Linked DNA regions of Homo sapiens: region 1 is linked to region 2. A link is an interaction called in ENCODE POLR2A ChIA-PET data of the cell type or tissue named here. Cell type or tissue: Panc1. All regions are shown on one strand. Region 1 overlaps JMJD1C (jumonji domain containing 1C). Region 2 holds the start of LOC124900287 (a long non-coding RNA gene).

What was found. Peaks named below come from ENCODE experiments on the same cell type or tissue, not always from the same donor. Only the 100,000 strongest peaks of a DNase experiment are listed, where the experiment ranks them.
Region 1: POLR2A ChIA-PET joins it to region 2 with 7 read pairs; 13 of 35 experiments call an interaction of 5 or more read pairs at or near these places.

Annotation. Positions count from the first base shown.
Region 1 is chr10:63,441,117-63,445,116 of GRCh38, forward strand. All of the region lies in intron 1 of JMJD1C (jumonji domain containing 1C), which reads right to left. Among named protein-coding and RNA genes, the nearest start is that of JMJD1C-AS2, 13 kb to the left of the region's middle. In Panc1, no CTCF peak of the experiment used is centred here; no DNase peak of the experiment used is centred here.
Region 2 is chr10:63,261,146-63,265,145 of GRCh38, forward strand. JMJD1C (jumonji domain containing 1C) reads right to left here. Exons shown (of 26, transcript NM_032776.3): 3 at 3,506-3,619. LOC124900287 (a long non-coding RNA gene) reads right to left here and starts at 242. Exons shown (of 2, transcript XR_007062158.1): 1 at 1-242. In Panc1, no CTCF peak of the experiment used is centred here; no DNase peak of the experiment used is centred here; H3K4me3 peaks cover 411 bases; H3K27ac peaks cover 1,072 bases.

The sequences.
Region 1 (4,000 bases), 180 kb after region 2:
GGCCGTGTGTAAAACAGTATTGCATATACAAAAGAACTGAAAGCTCTCTTTAATCCATTTATTTAGAAGACTCTCCCTTTTTTACACGGTTTAGACTGAATCTTGACAGTCACTTAATTCTGTAACTCCTAAAGGTGTCCTTGGATTCTATTACTGGGACCTAGTATAACACAAAAGAAAGTGGACTCTGGAGTCATAGGACCTGGGTTCAAATACTAGTTATCAGTTATAATATGCATGAGCTGGAGAAATTCTTCTAGTCTCTTTATTCCTCAGTTTCCAGACCTATAAAATGGAAATAATAGTAGTAATGAACTTACAAAGTTTCCATGGGGACGAAGTAAGCTAATACATATAAAGTGCTCAAGATTAAGACAATACGTAGCACACAGGAAGTACTATATTAATGGGAACTAATACCAATCACTCCTCCCTTCCTCCTGCATTAGATCATAAGTCCTTCTCAAAATTATCTCATTTTGAGTTCCTCAACTTTACTTAACGCCCTCTTCTCAGTTTTCCTTTTCCAAGCATCACCCAGTTTTCAACAAAATCACATCATAATCAGCTGCTGACTTAAAGGGTTAACTCCAACATATGGTGGGAGTGAAAAAAACCCTGACTTTGATCCCTTTGTACTGCCACACTCAACCCTCTTCCTTTGTTTTTATTCTCATTATTCAATCACTTTCAGTTCTCTGGCCTGTTATTCTACGGCTATTATAATCACCTTAATAAATACCTTTGTATTCTGCTCCTCTCAATCCTCTTCTCAATGTTAACAGCGTTAGGTGTTTTTGAAGCATGGGAGACCCAAGTGAATAACATGTACTAGACATTTAAATATTCAAGAATATTTATATAGCACCTGTTATTTGTAAAGCACTGTTCTGTGGACTACACATCTAAGGTATTAAATGTACATACTGATGACTGGTTGAGGTAACTGGTGAGATCTTCAGCAAGAAAATTAGACCTGGTAAAATGATGTACAGACAAGCAACCAAAAATACTGTCCAAAGATTCAGGAAGACTGATCTAATCAAGAGTTGAGTTTTGCCATTACAGGGTAAAGAGTATAGTGAACAAGCCCAGAGTAGGATGTCCTAGACTGCCAGGGAGAAAAAACGCCAACAATTTTTAAACCTGGGTATATATCAATTTGAAATCAGTTATTCTTAATAAATCTAGGATACCAGAGAACTTACAATGCAGTTTAAAGTATATGACACGCACACACAAAATACATTAAGACAATGTTGAATATATATGAAGAAAGTATGTGTATTCATATTTGTTTCAGATTTGACTCAAGAACGATTAAACTTATAAACTTCTAAAAAGAAGAGACTTAGGTCATTATATCATCTGTAACTTCTAGCAATGCAGCAGAATGTTATGTATTTAATGTGCATAAAATAAATGCATTATAATTCAAAATGTAACCAACCAGAAAACGAAGAGAAAGTTTTCAAGATGGCATAAAAATGTGGCAAGTGTTTCTGTTTCCATGCCATACATTTCTTGCCTCCAAGCAAATATTCACATTATTCTCCTCTCTGGAATACAGTCTCTTCATCAAACACAACTCTTACCCATCCTTTATATAATCCAGCTTCTCCATTAAGCCTTCCTGTCATAGAAAGTATAACAATGCCACATTTTCATATTGTTCCTTCTCTTAATATCTACAGCACTTATTACTACATAATCCAATCCTTAAGTATTGAGTTTTTTTTCCTCCTAACACCAAATACATGATGTCTTTTCCAATACCACTTCTCCGACTCTCTGACATCAACTAGGTGCCCTACAATTCAATTCTGACACTACCCAGAGTTAGCATCAGACTCCACAGATTTAAGTCTCACAAGACTGCCATTACTTCATACACCAGTCACAAGCATGGGGTTCCCCAATCCTCTGATTGATCAACTGACCAGCAATAATTGGGGGCTCCCAGGCCCCCTCCTCCAGTTAGGTAATTTGGTGCAATAACTCACAGAACTCAGGAAAGCATTTTCTTACTAGATTATTATTATAAAGGATACAACCCAAGAACCACCAAACAGAAGAAATGCATGGGGTGAGGTAGGAAGTAAGGGAGCTTCCAGCTTCCACACCCTCTCTCAGGGTGTCACCCTCTCAGCTCTCCAAATCCCATCATTTACAGGGTTTTGTTTTTTTTGTTTTGTTTTGCTTTTTCTTCTTTTGACACAGGGTCTGACTCTGTCACCCACGCTGGGATGCAGTGGCAGCATCTTGGCTCACTGCAACCTCTTCTTCCTGAGTCAAGTGATTCTCCAGCCTCAGCCTCCCGAGTAGCTGGGACTACAGGTGTGAGCCACCGCACCCCGCTAATTTTTGTAATGGTTGTAGAAACAGGGTTTTGCTATGTTGCCCAGGCTGGTCTCAAACTCCTGAGCTCAAAGGCACCCACCCAACTTGGCCTCCCAAAGTACTGGGATTACAGGCGTGAGCCACTGCTCCCAGCCTTTTGACAGGTTTTTATAGAGGTCTGGTTACATATGCAAACCTTTTATAGAGGTTTGGTTACATATGCCACTGGTAATTTACTCTATCTCCAGTCACTCCCCACTCCCCAGAGGTTAGGTCATGGAGATGAGAGTGTTCCAAGCTTCTATTCAAGGTCTGGTCTTTTTGGTGACCAGACCATACCCTGAAGTTATCTAGAAGTCCACCAAGGGTTGCCTCATAGAAGAAATGACACTTCTATCACCCCTATCACTCGGGAGAGTCCAAGGGTATCAGAAGCTCTGTGCCAGGAACTGGGAACAAATAACAAACATGTTTCTAAATATACAACTGTATACAGTAGTATGAATCAACCGCTGAATATTCATCAACTCTCTCCACTAGAAGTAGAAATTTCTTGAGAACGGGTTTACTTCTTAAATGCTATGTTAGCCTACAACACTGACCACATACATAATCAATACTTGATATTTATACATTCAAAACATTTACTGAGAGTCAATTCATAACAGTAAGTGACTGAGGAGTTTTCTGATTTCATATATGCATATTACAGAGTTTTATTTTATTGGTTTTACTAGGATTTTTTCAAAATAAAAAGTGATGCATCTCAAAGAATTAAAGATAAATTTCAAAAAATTCTAGGACATTTCTATTTATTTATTTATTTATTTATTTTGAGATAGAGTCTCACTCTGTCACCTAGGCTGGAGTGCAGTGGCACAATCTCGACTCACCGCAACCTCCGCCTCCCAGGTTCAAGAGATTCTCCTGCCTCAGCCTCCCGAGTAGCTAGGATTACAGGCGCATGCCACCACACCCATCTAATTTTTGTATTTTTAGTAGAGACCGGGTTTCACCATGTTGGCCAGGCTGGTCCTGAACTCCTGAACTCAAGTGATCCACCTGCCTCGGCCTCCCAAAGTGCTGGGATTACAGGCGTGCGCCTCCGTACCCGGTGGACATTTCTATTTAATTAATTAAACAAACAATTACTGAATACCTACTATCTTTTTTTTTTTTTTTTTTGGAGACAGAGTTTCACTCTTGCTGCCCGGGCTGGAGTGCAATAACACGATCTCAGCTCACTGCAACCTCCGCCTCCTGAGTTCAAGTGATTCTCCTGCCTCAGCCTCCTGAGAAGCTGGCATTACAGGTGCCCACCACCACGCCCAGCTAATTTTTTTGTGAATACCTACTATCTACTAAGCAATGTTCTCAATGCTGGGAATACAGTTTATCAAAGCTGATAAAAGTCCATTTAATGGAGCAATTTAATTCTAATGCAGAAAAAGAAGTACAATGTTTAGTATGACAGAAATAAGAGACAAGGGCCAGATGCAGTGGCTCCCACCTGTAATCCCATCACTTTGGGAAGCTGAGGTGAAAGGATCGCTTGAGGCCAGGAGTTCAAGACCAGCCTGGGCAACATAGTGATACCCAGTCTCTACAAAAAAACAATTAAAAAAAATTAGCTGGGTGTGGTGGTACACATCTGTAGTCC
Region 2 (4,000 bases):
TGGCCTAATTAATATATATCCATTATACTCTCTGAAAATGTTGGTTCAATTTCTCTTTTTAGTCATGTTTCTTTCCAAAATACTAAAAACTATAATATATAATGATTGCATCCTGGAATACCCAACTAAACGTCACCCAAAAATCTGACCAGTGCCGGGCGCAGTGGCTCACAACTGTATTCTCAGTACTTTTGGAGGCCAAGGCGGGGTGGATCATCTGAGGTCAGGAGTTCAAGACCAGCCTGGTCAACATGGCGAAAACCCATCTCTACTGAAAATACAAATATTAGCTGGGAGTGGTGGTGCACACCTGTAATCCCAGTTACTCAGGAGGATGAGGCAGAAGAATTTCTTGAAACCGGGAGGCGGAGGTTGCAGTGAGCTGAGATTGTGCCACAGCACTCCAGCCTGAGCGACAGAAAAAAAAAGAAGAAGAAGAAAAAAAGCTGACCAGGTTAACTAACTTAATACTTGCTATCTGATATTCAATACATTCAAATCATTCAGAGAAAAGAGTGGGCTTCAAACCAATGACTTAAAAGTGAAAGGACTTGTATTAATCCTGACTCATCTGTTTCCTAACCACTACCTTAGTTTATCATTCTGATTTAATGAAGAATAAGGCTGTGCAACTTGTAAAGGAAACTAAAGAAAAACATACTGCTACTGAATAAAATGCTGAGAAATCAAGGATAAAGGTGGCAGACTGGGAATTCCCACTGAAAACATTTAATTAGATTCACAGCAAAGCATCATTTCTGGAAATTTTAAAAACTTACATGTACCTACCACTCTAGACTAAAAAATAATATACACAAAGGCCATTTCCAAAGAGAATTTTCCCCCACCTACTTAAAAAGTTTATAAAGGATAATTAGCATCCATATTAAGAAACTGCCTCATGAAATTTTAAAAAGTGAGAAAGAAATAAGCTCAATTAAAAAGCTTATTCAAGTGTACCCAAACTCCCCTTGACTTACAGAGGGTTACCCTAAGGTTGAGATAGGTCAAGGCACTATTTACAAAATTTATGCCAGTAACAGCTGCCATTTTAAGAAGCTAAGGAATTTAATGTACTGCTTGGACAACTGGTTAGAAAACAATCAATCTGGTATAGAGCCATTGTAATTACACGAACTCTAAATTTTTTTTTCTTCTTTCTAGAACATTTCTGTATTTCATAAGATTTATTTAAATAAATAAATTTAACCATCTTAGGTATCTGTAGTAAATTTTCATTCAAAATAAGATAAATGTCTATCATTTACACATGGGAGAAAATATTTTTATATTTATAACCTGATCTTATTTAAAAACCCTAACTATAAAAAATGCACATAGAAAAGCTCTGCTATAAACCAGCACTTAGTCTAAAATTCGTAAGAAATTCTAAAACTAAGGTATGCTAGATCCCAAATCAAGTGCTCTCATGTTAATTCCTACTGATTTCTTTGAACTCGGAATTCACATTTTTCAGAAACACAATGGTTAAAATGTCAAGTCAATCACTTCACTTCTGGAAGATATGGCATCCTTCTAGGCCAGAGGGTGACTTAGTATATACACTAGCAGAGCAGATTAAATAGCTTACTAACAGAGACAAACATACAATTCACTAAACTGCGTTAAGACTTTAGCTCTTATGCCTCTCAAACTGTTTTAAAAAAAGTTAGGGTACCCCCCCCACTCTCCCCCAGCATATTCTTTCAATCATTGTAATTTTCAAAAACATGTCGAGTTTTAGGCCACCTGGCAAGAGTTTATTTTTAAAAGTAATTTCTACATAACGATTTCACTTCTCTAAACCAAATCCAAGCTGAAACTTGGTTCCAAAAGTGCTAATAATACAACCACAGAATTAAAACATTAAGATTTGGAAGGTTCCTTTGATTTCACCTAGATTCACCTACTCTAACTCCCTCTAACTGACTGGGGGAAATGAAATGATAAGGTCTGTAGTAAACTAAATGGTATTCACAATTAACAAAATAAAACCCCAGGGAAAAGCTCCAACACCTCCACTATTAAATTGGGATTTGCTATGAAATAAATATTATAAACAAAGAACAAAAGCTAACAATACAAAAAAACTAGGTCCTTTAAAGAAACAAGAAAAATCAAGTGGAAAGACAAGAGCACATCTATATAGACTTCAAAACATGAAATAATGTTTACACTAAATGAACTAACATCTCATTTTGGTGGACCTAAGAGAACTATTCTAATTCCCTAAGTATTACAAATCCATGCACAACAAATAACTGCTCATTAACACAAGCTCTTGTTCTCTCCATGGAAATAATAGCTCTACATTTTATTTTTGAAAAACAGTAACAAGTCTGAAATAAAATAGTATTAACTTTTTACTCCATTAGAAAAAATTTAAACTGGTTCACTCATCCTTTCTTTCCATGCAATTACTGTATTATTTTAAAACATCTGAGTAAAAAGAAATCTATAATATATCCATTTAATTCAACCTAAACTCTAAATATACAAATGAAGGCCAGGTGTGGTGGCTCACGCCTGTAATCCCAGCACTTTGGGAGGCCGAGGCGGGCAGACCACTTGAGGTCAGGAGTTCGAGACCAGTCTGGCCAACATTGTGAAACCCCATCTCTATTAAAAATACAAAAATTAGCTGGGCGTGGTGGTGTGTGCCTGTCATCCCAGCTGCTCTGGAGGCTGAGGCAGGAGCATTGCTTGAACCCAGGAGGCGGAAGTTGCAGTGAACCAAGAACGTGCCACTGCATTCCAGCCTGGGTGAAAGAGTGAGACTCCATCACGGAAAAAAAAAAAAAAAAAAATACACATACACACACACACACACACACACACACACACACACACACACACACACACAATTCTGTGAGCTTTACTTATACCTGAAAAAATTAACTGGTAATTTCAACAATCTTAAAAAATATTTAGCTTAATACTTTTGATGAGTTTCTTCACATAATTAAAAGCTAATAGTCAACTGGAAAATGTTTTCCTAATTAAATGTATTTGTATTTAAATTGCAATAATGGAGAACTGAAATTTATATATAAAATCATTCAATTACTGACAATCTAAAAAAATTTCCCCTTTAAAAAAAGAACTATTATGCTAAACTGATAGGTATACATAAACACTAATCTCATTTAATTATATTAATTTACCCAATTCTTAACGTTTAGCATTGAAGACAATTTATACTAATATTTAACCAATTATTTTCTAATAATGATTATTTAGAATGTCAGATACTTTATTTTGTTTACTTCTGTATTCCTTGCAACAGAACACTGCCTGGCTCATAGTAGGTTCTCAGTATATATTGTTAATTGAATTAATAAATCGTTTATCCTATAAGCAAAATCAACTGACTGCATTCATTGGGTTTTTCACACAACTAGAAGTTAGATGAAATGATATTTAAAGAATATTGTTTAAAGAATGTCTGAATATCAATAAAGTTTAATTAACCTTTAATTTTAAAAAGTAATCTAAAATTTCTTACCTGGTAGGGCTGAAAGGCACTATCTTCAGTTAAAAAATCCAGTTGCTTATCTACAAGGAATTCTACTGCAGTGACTGAACTGGGTATATTTCTTTCAACCAGAGGTTTGAAAGTCTGCCAAGAAAAAAAAAATTTCTAATGATAATTTTCTGGGTAGTATCCTGAAATTATGAAGGAACACACACCAATACAATGTATCAATGTCATTATCACTACAGAGTCTTAGGGTACCTAATATTAATTTTCATATTATAAACTAATGCTTTTATCTACACCATAAGGTATCTGTGTTTATTTAAAAGAAACAAACTAGATCTACATGTGATATGGGCATATTTGAGTATACTAAGTCCCAACTGTTTACTTTTAAAAAGGGATGTAATAAAATATGCATGTGTGTAAAAATGTCTGCTTAAAAAGAGAAATTGCTTTTGAAACAGTAAACTGGGTTGTAGAGCTATTTACCCCCACCTTTTTTTTTTAACTGTATTATTT